Linked DNA regions of Homo sapiens: region 1 is linked to region 2. Evidence: read pairs that join two places in POLR2A ChIA-PET (ENCODE). Cell type or tissue: B cell. All regions are shown on one strand.

Region 1 (8,000 bases), 620 kb before region 2:
TGTCTAGCTGTTGTAGATCAGTTTTAAGGAATCCTAAAAAGTCAAATTCCAGTAATATTAAATACAGCAATTGGTTTACACTAAGTGTTAAGTGATTTAGGGGTTTTTACCGTGTATATATATCACCGCAAGATATTTATGTAATGGGAAAGTACTTGGGGGAGAAAAAGAAAGTACTTGAATCCCTATTCTTGAAGTATTGGATGCAAAGAGATTTAGGGTGTTTGTCAAATTAGAAAGTAGAAACAAATTTGTCGCACCCTCTACCCAACTCCCTTATTCCTAAATGTTTAAAAATAATACAGAGGAAATCTGCCCAGCGAAGGCAATCTTGGAAGGACAGTGAGTGGGAGGATAAGCCAGGAAAGGCTGAAGAAGGGAGGTCCATGAGAGGGGGAGGCCAGGTAGGCAGCCCAGCCCTGAAAGGCATATGTAAAACAGCTTGAGGTACCCCTGTGTCACTGTCAAGAGCTTTGTTATGTGCTAAATTGAGGGAGGCACTTTGTTAAAAGAGTGTAATATTCATTGAACAACAAACCATGTTACATTTTCTAATCTGAATATATAAAAATAAGGATAGGTGTCTCTCAATTTTGCAGTAGTTATATAGTTTGAGATTCGCCAGTCTTCTTCCCCGACCTATACTTTTTGATTGATACATTTGAAATTTTAAAATCCTGAGAAAATAAGTTTGTATAGCATTGAATGCAAGTATAGCTCTGCTTTTAGAGTCAGATTGTCCTGTGTTCAAATTCTGGCTCTGCCGCTTACATGTAAAATATGAAAAAGGAAAGAATTTATCAGATTGTTTTGGGGAGCTTTTTTGACAAATAAGAAAATGTAACATTTTGGATATTTCAAATTGTGTCTGCATAAAGCTTTCTTCAAGATACCTTTTTTTTTTTTTTTTTTTGGCTGGGCACAGTGGCTCACACCTGTCATCCCAGCACTTAGGTGGCAGAGGCAGGAGGATCACTTGACCCCAGGAATTCGAGACCAGCCTGGGCAACAAAGTGAGACCCCCATCTCTATTAAAATACCAAACAAAAACAAAAAACAAACAAAACCAAAAACCCTCTTTTGTTGTTAAAAGGATTGGTTTATCCTGTAGAATGCACTAAAAATAACCCCCTTCCTTATAAAAAATCTAGAATGTACTGCTTATTTTTAAGCATGCAATGCTATAATGTTTTGTGGGGGATGGGCTTGTTTTTTTTAGAGATGGAGTCTCACTTTGCCCAGGCTAGTTTCGAACTCCTGGGCTCAAGTGATCCTCCCACCATGTCTCCCAGTGTTGGGATTACGGATGTGAGTCACTGTGCCCTGCCTGTAATGGTATATTAATGCCTCATTTTCCTGATAACTTACGAAGTTAAATTTAGATAATTAAAGGGTTGTGTTTTTTTATTAGCATTTTGTTTAACATTTGGGTGGAAAATATCTCCAAATTTATTTCACGTATCTAGGCCTTATTATACAATTATTCAGCTTTTAACAATTTACCTTTTTGAAGTTTTATCCCTCCCCTTCTTTATGCTCAAGAAGTTCAGCCTTCTTATTGAGGGGCAGATCAACTAACTCCACCTTTGTTAATAAAGCCTTCACTGACCATTTTTTTCCTGTCTCTGCTGATTTGTCATGTACAGTTTTTTTGTGTTTGTAACATTTATCTGGAAATCATATATTGCCTTATTAGCTTTTGTTGCTTTAACAGTTGTTTCTCCACATCAGTTTCCTCAAGAATGAGAATGATACATTAAACTTGTAAGATATCTTAGTGGAGTAGAATGTTACCTTCCATATTGTAGACACCCAGTGAATATTTGATGATAGACTAAATTAGAACTGTGACTTCTTACCTTGTAAGGTCACCATCATAATTGTCCTCATCAGTTCTTACAGCAACATAATTGATGTCTCCTCCTCATTCATTTTATACCATGTTGCCAGATAAATTTCATCCCGGATCAGATCACTTGCCTCATAATCCTTAATGATTGTTATTATTATTATTATTATTTTTTGAAACAGAGTCTTCACTCTGTTGCCCAGGCTGGAGTGCAGTGGTGCCACCTCAGCTCACTGCAGCCTCCGCCTCCCGGGTCCGAGCAATTCTCCTGCCTCAGCCTCCCGAGTAGCTGGGATTACAGGCATGCGCCACCACACCCAGCTAATTTTTGTATTTTTAATAGAAATGGGGTTTCACCATATTGCTCAGGCTGGTGTGCAACTCCTAACCTCAGGTAATCCACTCACCTTGGCCTCCGTAAGAGCTGGGATTACAGGCGTGAGCCACCACGCCCGGCCCTTAATGATTCTTTATTAGGACTAACCACTGAAGATATCTGACTTAGCATTCAAAGTCATGATTTGGCTCTACATATACTTTTTCAGCTCTTCATAGCCTTGTGCTTTCTTTTATACAACCTGTATACTCCAGTCATACTGAGCAGTTTGCTGTATTCCATGTATGTCTTCTGCTTTCCTGTCTTTGCCCATTCTGTATCCATTGCCCAGAATGTTCTTCCTTAATCCTTCCCAGTCTCATTTCTAATATCCAGGGCCCAGTTCAAATGCCAAGAATCCACGAATTCTGATTTCTCCTACATACACTTTTCTTAATCTGAACTCCTTTATTCATGCACCATTCTTAAGACACTTTACCCTTTTAATTTTAATTATTTGTGACAGTGTCACATCTGCTCTTTTAGAATTCAAGTCTGGTTCATTTTCACATTGCTAGAACTACAATTTTCACAAAGCACGCACTTATACTTTAGTGAATGTAATGATCAGCATTTTGCTGTAAGAGTGTGCAATTGTATGGTTGTTAGTGTCTATTAAGCATTCCCAGAATCCTGTGCTTTAGTGTTTGGCCTATCACTTCTAATTTATAAAGTACGTTGAGCTTTGGGAAAGTTAATTTCATTATATATTTTTTGAATTTGTTTTTTTTTTTGTTTGTTTGTTTGAGACGAAGTCTCGCTGTGTCACCCAGGCTGGAGTGCAGTGGCGCGATCTCAGCTCACTGCAAGCTCCGCCTCCCGGGTTCACGCCATTCTCCTGCCTCAGCCTGTCCCGAGTAGCTGGGACTACAGGTGCCCGCCACCACACCTGGCTAATTTTTTGTATTTTTAGTAGGGACGGGGTTTCACCGTGGTCTTGATCTCCTGACCTTGTGATCCTCCTGCCTCGGCCTCCCAAAGTGCTGGGATTACAAGCGTGAGCCACCGCGCCCAGCCTGAATTTGGTTTTGTGTTCCATGAAGTTCAGCTTGCCTAGGTGACTTTTATAAATAAGTAACCAGTTATTTGTTATTTGTGTGACCCCATTGTTGCAGGATTTTTCTTTGTTTCTGCCTGACCTCTCATTCTGAATGTGCTTTAATAAAGGCTGATTTTTTGGCATTAAGATTGTATGCATCACTAAGAGTAAGATAGTCTGTTCAGAGTTTAATTCTAGAGCTAATTATAGGGTAACTTGAGAAGATGGAGATGGGATGGTGAGTTACTTGGTACATAAGATCTGAGCACTTGATTTTCTTAAAATATTTTTTAGGTAATAGTAGAAACCTTTGTTGCAGAATTTTGATCTTTAAAAGTTTTAATAGAAATACTTATGTAGATTGGGATTCTTTTTCTTTCTTTGAGACATAATCTTACTCTGTTGCCTAGGCTGAATGTAGTGGCATGGTCACGGCTCACTGAAGCCTCAACCTCACGGGCCCAAGCCATCCTCCCACCTCAGCCTCCTGAGTAGCTGGGACTATAGGCGTGCACCACTTTGCCTGGCTAATTTTTATTTTTTGTAGAGACGGGTCAAGCAGTCCTCCCATCTCAGTCTCCTGAATAGCTGGGACCACAGGTGCATACCACCACACCCAGCTATTTTTTGTATTTTTAGTAGAGACGGGGTCTCACTATATTGCCCAGGCTGGTCTCAAACTCCTGAACTCAAGCAGTCCACCCACCTCGGCCTCCCAAAGTGCTGAGATTACAAGTGTGAGCCACCATGCCCACCCAACAGCCTTTTTTTTTGGAGATGGAGTCTTACTCCATCGCCCAGGCTGGAGTGCAGTGGTGCAGTCTCAGCCCACTGCAACTTCTGCCACCTGGGTTCAAGCGATTCTCATGCCTCAGCCTCCTGAGTAGCTGGGATTAGAGGCAAGCACCACCACACCTGGCTAATTTTTTGTATTTTTAGTAGAGATGGGGTTTCACCATGTTGGCCAGACTGGTCTTAACTCCTGACCTCGTGATCCACCCACCTAGGCCTACCAAAGTGCTGAGATTACAGGCGTGAGCTACTGGGCTGGACACCAACAGCCTATTTTTAATAACCCATATGAGTACAGGACAGAAATACATCCCTAACTCTGTACCTGAAGTAAGGAAGGTAATACATAAAAGACATATTTGCAAACGACTTGAGGCAAGAAAAGAAATACAACACATCTCTAATTCTGATTGTATCTGCAATCAACCTCTTATCACTTCCCTCTTCATGTGCAGAATTTACCTTGGCTGAGACACAGTCAAGAAAGAAGACAGGTGGCCAGGCACAGTGGCTCACACCTGTAATCTCAGTACTTTGGGAGGCTGAGGTGGGCGGGTCACCTGAGGTTAGGAGTTTGAGACCAGCCTGACCAACATAGAGAAACCCCGTCTCTACTAAAAATGCAAAAATAGCCGGGTGTGGTGGCACATGCCTGTAATCCCAGCTACTTGGGAGGCTGAGGCAGGAGAATCTCTTGAACCCAGGAGGTGGAGGTTGTGTTGAGGCTAGGTTGCGCTGTTGCACTCTAGCCTGGGCAACAAGAGTGAAACTCCATCTCAACAACAACAACAAAAAAGAAGACGACAGGCTGTGTGCAGTGGCTCATACCTGTACACCAGCACTTTGGAAGGCCAAGTGGGAAGGATTGCTTGAGCCCAGGAGTTCGAAACCAGCCTGGGCAAAATAGCGAGATCTCGTCTCTACAAAAAAATAAAAAATTAGTCAGGTGTGTTGGCACATGCCTGTAGTCCCAGCTATAGGCTGAGGCAGAAGGAATGCTTGAGCTCAGGAGTTGGAAGGTATAATGAGCTGTGATGGCACCATTGCACTCCAGCCTGGGCAACAGAGTGAATGGGGGCATGGGGAAGGCCAGGTGTGGTGGCTCACACCTGTAATCTCAGCGCTTTGGTAGGCTGAGGCGGGAGGATTGCTTGCATCCAGGAGTTTGAGACCAGTCTAGGCAACACAGTGAGACTCCCATTTCTACAAGAAAATATTTAGGCTGTAAGTGGAGAGTTATTGTTTAGTGGGTAGAGTTTTCTGTTTTATAAGATGAAAAGTTATGGAGATGGATAGTTTAATGGCTACATAACTTTATGTAATACCACTGAACTATACACTGAAAAATTGGAGCTGGGCTTGTGCCTGTGGTCCCAGTTAATCAGGAAGCTGAGGCAGGAGGGTTACCTGAGCCCAGGAGTTCGAGGCTGCAGTGAGTTATAATTGAGCCACTGCATTCCAGCCTAGGCAGCAGAGTGAGACCTTATCTCTTAAAAAAAAAAAAAAAAAGGAAAAAATAATAGGCTGTAAACAGTTGATTCCTTACCAGTAACTTTTAATATTGAATTAACAAATATTTATGGTATTTTTAACATGCTCAGAGTTCAGGCTTTTTTCAGCTGTGATCTAAATGAAAGTGAGAGTGAGGTGGTGAGAGAAGTCAGTGGAAATGTGAGTGAAAGATTGAGGAAGAGCTGGCTTAGATAGCCACAGTGTGTAGTTATTTTTTTTTTTAGAGACGGGGTTTCACCTTGTTGCCTAGGCTGGAGTGCAGTGGCTATTCACAGGTATGATCATAGCACACTACAGCCGCAAACTCTTGAGCTCAAGCCAACCTCCTGGTTCAGCCTCCCAAGTAGCTGGGACCACAGGCTCATGCCACCACATCCAGTCAAAGTGTCTGGGTTTTTTGGTTTTCAATTAGGTTCCTCAGGTTAAATGGAAGTATGTGGTTTTTTGTTTTTTTGTTTTTTTTTTTTGTAAAGACAGTGTCTCATTATGTTGGCCAGGCTGGTCTTGAACTCCTGGCCCCAAGCCATCCTCCTGCCTCACCCTCCTAAAGTGAAGTGCTGGAATAACAGGCATGAGCTGCTAGGCCTGGCCAAAGTTGAAAAGTAAAGTGATAAGGGAGAAGTAAATGTATTTTATCCTCTTGGAGAATTTGCTTGACCTATTGATTTTTATATTCAAATTGGCCTTTTGAACTCTTAGATGAGTTCCTTATTTTGACAATGAATGCGTGTGTCCCTATCTTTTAATTAAATTGCCAGCCTAGAGTGTACTCCCAGGGGCCAAATGAGTAATTATCTTGTTACTTAATCTAGAAAGCATACTGTAAGGTAACTAAAGGATCTGAAAGTGTGGGAATGAAGAAAGCAACCCTCCAAATATATTTGCTTCTAAAACTCTTAAAATTTTCTGAACACTCATAAAGTTGAATGGCTTTAAGAAGAGTGAGACTTTATAATTGACCCAGTTAGTTAAAGTTACATGTAATTTTGTATAACAGTTTAAACCTTATTTTTGTGGAAGAAAAAGAAGCAGTTTACCATAATTGAGTAGCGAGGCCTTAAGGGTAAGAAATACCATGCTTGATACCTAGTTTCTTCTTTTTTTTTTTTTTTTTTTTTTGAGATGGAGCTTCGCTCTTGTTGCTCAGGTTGGAGTGCAGTGTCACGAGAAAATACATTTACAGTGCTATACTGTATTTTCTTTTTCTTTTTTTTTTTTTTGGCTTTGAGATGGAGTCTTGCTCTGTCACCCTGGCTGGAGTGCAGTGGCACGATCTTGGCTCATTGCAACCTCTGCCTCCTGGGTTGAAGCGATTCTCCTGCCTCAGCCTCCCGGGTAGCTGGGATTATAGGCGGCGCCACCATGCCTGGCTAATTTTGTATTTTTAGTAGAGGCAGGGTTTCTCCATGTCAGGCTGGTGTCGAACTCCCGACCTCAGGTGATCCGCTCGCCTCGGCCTCACAAAGTGCTGGGATTACTGGCGTCAGCCACGGCGCCCGGCCTCTAGTTTCTTCTATCAGTTAGCAAGTATGTTTTAAGCTCAACGGGGAAAGGAGAAATGATGAGTCTCTTACCCCTAGGAGCCTACAGTTAAGGGATAAGACATGAAGCAATTATGAGGTCAGCATGAAATAGTACATAATCAATTATTAAATGGTTTTGTATATAGTTTTGAAGTTGTGTGATCAGTTTGTGATAGGGCAGTGAATCACAAATGTACTTTTTAGCTTCTGTATCCTTTGGATAATCTTACTTGGAACTTGAGTATAAAAAATGAATAAAAACAACAGAGCTGCCCTGATTAAATTGAGTGGTGGAGCTTGGAGTCAAAAAGATAGCCTTCTGTATTCACAGGTTCCACATCCTCTGATCCATCCAATCACAGAAAATATTTGGGAAAGAAAACAATAAAAAATAATACAAGAGCTAATACAAATTAAAAAAATATATAGTGTAACTATTACATAACATTGTATTAGGTATTATAAGTAATCTAGCGATGATTTAAAGTATATGGGAGGGTGTACAGGTTATGTGCAAATATGCCATTTTATATAAGGGACTTGGGCATCTGAGGATTTTGGTGTTCAAGGATTTTGGAGTCAGTCGGGTCGGACTAATTGTTAGATGGTGGACATGAATTTAGAGGTCATTGAGTTGTGTAATTTTGTACAGTAAAAGTATGTGTGTGTAAATTTTAATTAAAATGTATTATACAGAAACTAGTGTATCTTTAACAGAATATCTTGAGTTTCTTTTGATTGACTGATTGATTGGTCGATTGATTGAGATAGGGCTCTCGCTGTGTTACCCAGGATAGCATTGGGCTCAAGTGATCTTCCTGCCTCAGCCTCCCAAAGCTCTGGGATTACAGGTGTGAGCCACTGCACCCAGCAGGTTTCTTAATTACGTAGGCTAGTGCACTTGCAAAA
Region 2 (8,000 bases):
ACTGTGTAAGATTACCAGAGCCCCAGCTTATCTGCTTTGTCTGTACCGAGACAGAAGGGGAGGGGTTACAGACTATGGTGCCTACTCCCATCACTGCTTCCCTCAGCCATAACAGGACAAGGGGGATCTTGAAAGCATCTTGAAAATTGTAAGGTGATCCAGATTTGGCCGTGTCTTTTACTTTGGCCATAGTGGTGTCCAATTATATTATAAATTAACTGATGGATTTATGCTGCCAGATCCTCAGAATGTTTGCCTTAGAAGATGACATCTATGCTTCCCCGATGCTTATTTTATTCATACAAGATTGGATTTGACACCCATCAGCATGCTTCATCTTTCACCTCAGAGATACTCAGAGTTGACTTGGGTTGACTAGTCAGGGTTGATTTAGATAGGGTTGATTTTCCCATTCCGTAAGTTTTTCTTTCTGAAGAATAAAACTTCCCCAGATAGAATTGTTTTTTCTTCAAAAATATAGGATAGTTGCTCTAGAACTTTCTTATCTGGAGACAGTTTAACTACAGTTGTATACAGACTTATGTCTATCATTCACACTCATAGCTGCCTCTGTGTTCATTGCTGCTGCAGCTAGCTCATTATAGAGACTGCCACCTCTTTCTCTTACTCGACTCTCCCAGTGCCTTCTGGCCACTACAGCTAGCTTAAAATGGCATTTCATACACCTTGGTCACCGGGAGAGTTTACTTCTATCTACTTTTTCATCCCCAGTAGAAAGTAAAAGCTTTCTTCCAATTGGTCTTCCTGTTGCAATTACTATTACTTTTCTGGGGGTGACTTTAAATCAAAACCGAAAATATGTTTATTCACAGTATAAACTTACGTGTCTAGAATAATAAGGAACAGAGAAGTGCTACCTACAAGAACCTTCCTTTCTCTTCTTACCACCACCTTTATAATATAGTAGCTAGAATATTACAAGAGAGATAGTGTGGGACACTATCAGCCTTAAAAACATCTTTATTAATTAGACCTATTTTACTTTTGTTAATATTTCCCAATTAAGTTGTCCAGAGTATGAAAAATTATATGCACAAAGATGTTCCAAGTGGTATTACTTCTTTTTTTTTTTTTTTTGAGACAGAGTCTCGATCTGTCACCCAAGCTGGAATACAGTGGCATGAGCTTGGCTCACTGCAACCTCCGCCTCCCATGGTGAAGTGATTCTCCTGCCTCAGCCTCCCGAGTAGCTGGGATTATAGGCGGGCATCACCATGCCCAGTTAATTTTTGTATTTTTAGCAGAGATGGGGTTTCACCACGTTGGCCAGGCTGGTCTCAAACTCCTGACCTCAGGTGATCCACCCACCTTGGCCTTCCAAAGTATGAGGATTACAGGCGTGAGCCACTGCACCCGGCTGCCCAAGTGGTATTACTTTTTTTTTTTTTTTTTTTGAGACAGGGTCTCACTCTGCCACAGAGATAATCAAATCTCTTCTTCTTCTTTTTTTTTTTTTTGAGACAAAGTCTTGCTCTGTTGCCCAGGCTGGAGTGCAGTGGCACAATCTTGGCTCACTGCAACCTCTGCCTCCCAGGTTCAAGCAATTCTTGTGCCTCAGCTTCCCAAGTAGCTGGGACTACAGGTGCATGCCATGAGGCCTGGCTTTTTATTATTATTATTATTTTTTTTTATTTTAGTAGAGACGTGGTTTCACCATGTTGCCCAGGCTGGTCCTGAACTCCTGAGCCCAGGCAATCCGCCCCCCTTGGCTTCCCAAAGTGCTAGGATTACAAGTGGTGAGCCACTGTGCCTGGCTACATGAGAAAGATTCTGTACCACCAGAAAACATACACTGAAAATGACAAGTGAAGAAAATACCTCTATAAATGTTTAAATGGCCCACCAGGGCAGAAATATACCTGAAGTTTTTATTATCTTCTCAGGATTGATTATGGGTTTGACAAACCAAACATTGGTCATAAACCATTTTCGCATTTAGAACATTCGCCACACACACGCACACATTTATATGCAATTGGGATTACTTAGTCTCATCTATGATGAGTCACTGACTGCAGAGCTTTTAGTAATGGAAACTTCGACGACTCAGGAAGGGCCAGGTGGGTCAAAGCTCTCCATGAGTCCATGGATAACATTGGACTTAATATCCTCCTAAATGCCAATTTTGTCTCTCCAATTTAGATGCATAGAACTGTTTATTAGAATGAGTTATCATAGGTAATTTGACTTTGGACCATGGAGTTCATTCAAATTGCGTATCTAAACAATGTTAGTATTAGCTGATTTAGCATGAAAATCTGGCATGGTTATTTTCTTGGTATTCAATTAAATTTTGTCCTGCTTGGGTTAGCAGTTTTAGAATTAGTAAAAAATACATATATACGTATATAGGGCTTTCCCCCCCGCCAATAAAAGACATCCATCTAGAAGCAGTGGCTCATGCCTGTAATTCCAACACTTTGGGCGGCACAGGCAGGAGGATCACTTGAGCCTAGAAGTTCGATGCTGCAGTGAGCTATGATGGCACCACTGCAGTACAGCCTGGGTGACACAGTGAGATCATCTCTCTAAAAAAGAAAAAAAAAAAGAGGCTGAGTGTGGTGGCTCATGCTTGTAATCCCAGAATTTTGGGAGGCTGAGGTGGGAGGATTGCTTGAGCCCAGGAGTTCAAGATCAGCTTGGGCAACAAAAGGAGACCTCATCTCTGCAAATAATTTTTAAAATTAGCCCGAGGTGGTAACACACACTTGTGGTGCCAGCTACTCAGGAGGCTGAGGTGGGAGGATCACCTGAGCCAGGAGGTTAAGGCTGCAGTGAGCCATGATCATGACACTGCACTCCAGCCTAGGGAACAGACTGAGGAGGCCCTGTCTTAAAAAAAAGGCCAGGAGCAGTGGCTCATGCCTGTAATCCCAGCACTTCGGGAGGCCAAGGCAAGCAGATCACATGAGGCCAGGAGTTTGAGACCAGCTGGACAACAAAACCCTGTCTCTACTAAATATACAAAAATTAGCCAGGTGTGGTGGCACGTGCCTATAATCCCAGCTACTCGGGAGGCTGAGGCAGGAGAATCGCTTGAACCTGGGAGGCAGAGTTTGCAGCGAGCTGAAATCAGGCCACTGCACACTAGCCTGGATGACAGAGTGAGACTCTGTGTGGAGGAAAAAAAAAAAAAAAAAAAAAAAAACAAGCAATAACCAGAAAAAGTAGAAAATTTAAAACAAAGTATCACATCACTGTAGAATTTCTTCAGAGAAGTTCAAAATGAGGCCAGGCATGGTGGCTCACACCTGTAATCCCAGCACTTTGGGAGGCCAAGGCAGGCGGATCACTTGAGATCAGGTGTTCAAGACCAGCCTAGACAACACAGCAAAACCTTGTCTCTGCTAAAAATACAAAAATTAGCTGGGCATGGTGGCGTACGTCTGTAGTCCCAACTACTTGGGAGACTGAAGCAGAAGGATCACTTGAACCCGGGAGGCAGAGGCTGCAGTGGGCCAAGATTGCACTGCTGTACTCCAGCCTGGGTGACAGAGCACGACTCTGTCTCAAGAAAAAAAAAAATTAGCTTTTGGTGCAGATTTAATAATGTTTCTTTAATGAACTCAACCTAAAATTACAAGACAAAACAGCATTTAAGTCATTTCAATCAAGAATGATGTTTGAATCACAAGTAATGGCAAGCTACGTCATATACTTCCTGTGCTATAAAAAGTTAAAACAAGAAGTAATACCTCCATTCCCCCACAAACTATAGTTTCAGAAGTGCCTTCCAGACCTTGTTGCAACCACAAAGAAACTTCCATATTTCAAAGTCCATTAACTGTGCAATTGAGGAGATCCCACCTAATTTAATTGGAAGTGACTGATCTATAGTGTTTGATCTATTTAATCTATAATAATGTTAAAAGGAAAAAATATGAGAAGAATCTAATATAATTATATAAATGTTTTCCAAGCAAAGAATATGCTCAATTAAAGTCATATACAGATGCTCCTCGACTTACAACAGGGTTAGGTCCTGAAAAACCCATCTTAAGTTGAAAATATTGTAAATTGAAAATGCATTTAACCTAACCTACTGAACATCAATAGCTTAACCTAGCCTACCTCAAACATGCTCAGAATGCTTACATAGCCTACAGTTGGGGAAAATCATCCAACACAAAGTCTATTTTATAATGAAGTGTTGAATATCTCATGTAATTTACTGATACAACACTGAAGTGAAAAACAGAAAGATCATATGGGTACTCAAAGATCGGTTTCTACTGAATGCATATCACTTTTTTGCACCATGGAAAGTGGAAAAACCCTAAGTTGAACCAACATAAATTAGGGACCATCTGTACTCATAGACTGCTATTAGTATTTCAATATTAATATATTGGCGGTACCTAGCTATGTGGAAAGACATTTTCAAAGATAAGGTATGTAAAATCTCATTACAAATCAGATTTAACAGATGAACTGACTGATGAACACTTAATTTTGATCCCAATAAAGCAAAATGTTATCCCAATAAAAACAATTCCATCATTCTTACTAGTAGAACTGTATTACCAAAAAACATACTATATTTTGAACTTCATAAAAATTTTCACCAAAAATTTGCAGAAATTTGTTTTCTTTTTTGATATACAAGTACTTACTTAATATCCTCAATTTCACCTCCTGACTGACAAAGCCCAAAGTATTTATTAGCTAGAACTTTTACAGAAAATATTTGGTGATCTCTGGGATTTATACTTTTTTAAAAGTATGACTGGACAACTGGTTATCCATATTTTTTTTTAAATAGTAATAAAATTAGATTTTTGCCAGGCATGGTGGCTCACACCTATAATCCCAGAACTTTGGGAGGACAAGGAGGGCAGATCACTTGAGGCCAGGACTTCGAGACCAGCCTGGCCAACATGGTAAAACCCTGTCTCTGCTAAAAATACAAAAATTAGCCAGGCGTGGTGGTGCATGCCTGTAGTTCCAGCTACTCAGGAGGCTGAGGTGGGAGTCGCTTGAACCCGGGAGGCAGAGGTTGCAGTGAGCTGAGATCATGCCACTGCACCCCACCCTGGGTGATGGAGTGAGACCTGGTCTTAAAAAAAAAAAAAAAAATTAGATTTCTTAATGTAAAAAACTATAATAAAATTTTTAGAATAAGATACAAAAAGTGCAAACCATAAAAGATCAATAACTGATTCAATGTTTGACTTTATAAACAAGGAGCAAACATAAGCTATGGACTTAGAGAATACATTTGCAACTCATATAATCGACAAAAAATTAGCATTCAAAATAAAATGAATTTTTACAAGTCAAATTTATAAAAAGAAAAAACAACCCAATAGAAAAGCAGGCAATTTATAAAAGGAGAAATCCTGATGTCTACAAACTATGAAATAATGTCTGATCTTATTAGTAATAAGGGGAAATACAAATTTTTTAAGTTTTTCGTTTTGTTTTTTTTTTTTGAGACGGAGTCTCGCTCTGTCACCCAGGTTAGAGTGCAATGGCGTGATCATGGCTCATGCAACCTCCGCCTCCCCGGGTTCAAGCGATACTCCCACCTCAGCCTCCCGAGTAGCCAGGATTACAGGCACCCATGATCATGCCTGGCTAATTTACTATTTTTGTAGAGATGGGGTTTCACCATGTTGGCCAGGCTGGTCTTGCACTCCTGACCTCAGGTGATTCGCCCACCTTGGCTTCCCAAAGTGCTGGAATTACAGGCATGTGCCACTGCGCCCAGCCTAAAAAGATTTTTTAAGAAAGAAAAATATAGGCTGATCTGAATTCAGTGGTATTCACAACTAAATGATGCCTTCTCCACTCCCACTGCTTCACTTGACTAACCTTTAAAAAAAAGTGAGAAATACAATTTTCCACAGATAGTAATTTTTTTTAAAACCTAACAATATCGACCAAGCATGATAGCTCACGCCTGTATTCCCAGCACTTTGGGAGGCCAAGAGGGCGGATCAGGAGGTCAGGAGAACGAGACCATCCTGGCCAACATGGTGAGACCCCATCTCTACTAAATATACAAAAAAAAAAAAAATTAGCTGGGCATGGTGGCAGGCACCTGTAGTTTCAGCTACTCAGGAGGCTGAGGCAGAAGAATTACTAGAACCCAGGAGGCAGAGGTTGCAGTGAGCCAAGATTTTGCCACTGCACAGCCTGGGCGACAGAGCAAGACTCCATCTCAAAAAAAAAAAGAAAAATTTCTTAAAATTAGCTGGGCGTGGTGGCAGTCCCAGCCACTCCAGAGGCTGAGGCAGGAGGGCCCCTTGAGCCCAGGACTTCTAGGTTACAGTAAGCTATGATTTCACCACTGCACTCCAGCCTGGATAACAGAGTGAGACCTTATCTTTAAAAAAAAGAAAAGAAAAAAACTAACAGTATCAATAACTGCTAAAAATGTAAGAACGTAAAGAAGCAGGAACTCTCATGTTCTATTGGTGTCAATGTAAAAAAGCACAACCCATTAGAAGAGTACTAATGGCAATATCTAGTGAGGTTAAAAATGAGTATGCCCAGTCATTTCACTTATAGGTATCATTTCACTCATAGGTATGTGCCCTAGATAAATTCTCAAACGTGTGCACAAGGAACCATATACAGTCCTCTGAAATGCTAGAAACAACTTAAATGAAAAACAAAAAGAAAAAAGCTAAATTGTGGCATAGTCATAAAACAAAATATAACAGAAAACTGTAACCAAATGACAATAGGAAAATAGATAATAACGATGTATTCATCAACAAAATATTAAACATTGGTTAACACAAATAACTAGAATTACACTTATTGACATGGATAAATCTCAAAAGCAATGTTAAACCAAAAAAAAAAAAAGATTATGAGACATCTAATGTGATACCTTTCTATTTCTATAATGCTTTAAAACATGCAAAAACAATGATATATACTGTTTAAAAAGTATGTTTAATAAAAAGTATACAACTATAGATAGAACTAGTACGGTATATACATGAAATTTAGATAGTGGTTAACACTGAAAAAAGAAGGCAGAGAAGGTAATGGGAAGAGGCAATATAAAGAGGGCTTCAGCTGTTATCTGTAAGGTTTTGTTTCTATATATATGTATGTTTTATATATACATATATGCCATATATATTCAAAGACAGAGTCTCAGTCTGTCGCTCAGGCTGCAGCACAATGATGCGATCATAGCTTACTGTAACCTCAAACTCCTGGGCTCCTGCAATACTCCTGCCTCAGCCTACCAAAGCACTGGGATTACAGGCATCATGAGCCACTGTGCCCAGCCTAAACATTATGTTTTGATCCAGACAAAAAGCAAGAAATAAAGTAACCAAAAAAAAAGACTGAAAAGTATATCCTTATGTAACAAGCCAAAGGAGAAAAGGAAGAAGACAGAAATGGAAGCAAGACTTTAAAACAGGCACTATTCTAGGCACTGGCGATATAAGCAGTAAACAAAACTAATTCCTTGCCCTTGTGATGAAACATTCCAGTGCAAGAGAAAGACAATGCACAAGTAAATTTATGTCAAATGACAATAAGTGCTATAAAAAAAAAGAGTAAGAAAAAACATGGAGGTAGGAAAACAAAATTTATTTTATACAGGCTGATATTTAAAGTCATGAGACCGGACAACATACAGAGTAAGGGTAGATGAGAAGTCTGAAAATTGAGCCCTAGATAATCCAAAATTTAGAAGTCAGGGAAATAAGAAGAGATCTGTGAATAAGCAGGAAGAGAACTATGAACAGTGGTGACCTGAAAGTCAACTGATCAAAGCATTTCAAGAAGAATGGTGAACTATGCAGTATGATGCTGATAGGTTGAGTAAGATAACTTGAGAATTGACTAATGTAAAGATATTGGTGACCTTGAACTAGCTATTTCAGTGTAACAATAGTGGCAGAAGTCTACTCTGAGTGAGCTTACAGAATAATGGAAACAGATGAATTACAAACTGCAAGTACAGATAACTCAACAAGTTTTGCTACAGTTACCAGAGAAACTGAATA

The links. Peaks named below come from ENCODE experiments on the same cell type or tissue, not always from the same donor. Only the 100,000 strongest peaks of a DNase experiment are listed, where the experiment ranks them.
Region 1: POLR2A ChIA-PET joins it to region 2 with 7 read pairs; 4 of 35 experiments call an interaction of 5 or more read pairs at or near these places.

What each region holds. Positions count from the first base shown.
Region 1 is chr1:51,241,432-51,249,431 of GRCh38, forward strand. All of the region lies in intron 1 of RNF11 (ring finger protein 11), which reads left to right. Among named protein-coding and RNA genes, the nearest start is that of RNF11, 9.2 kb to the left of the region's middle. In B cell, no CTCF peak of the experiment used is centred here; no DNase peak of the experiment used is centred here.
Region 2 is chr1:51,859,870-51,867,869 of GRCh38, forward strand. The region is part of intron 1 of NRDC (nardilysin convertase); the gene reads right to left. It also overlaps the pseudogene TSEN15P2. Among named protein-coding and RNA genes, the nearest start is that of NRDC, 15 kb to the right of the region's middle. In B cell, no CTCF peak of the experiment used is centred here; a DNase peak (open chromatin) is centred at 3,702; H3K27ac peaks cover 652 bases.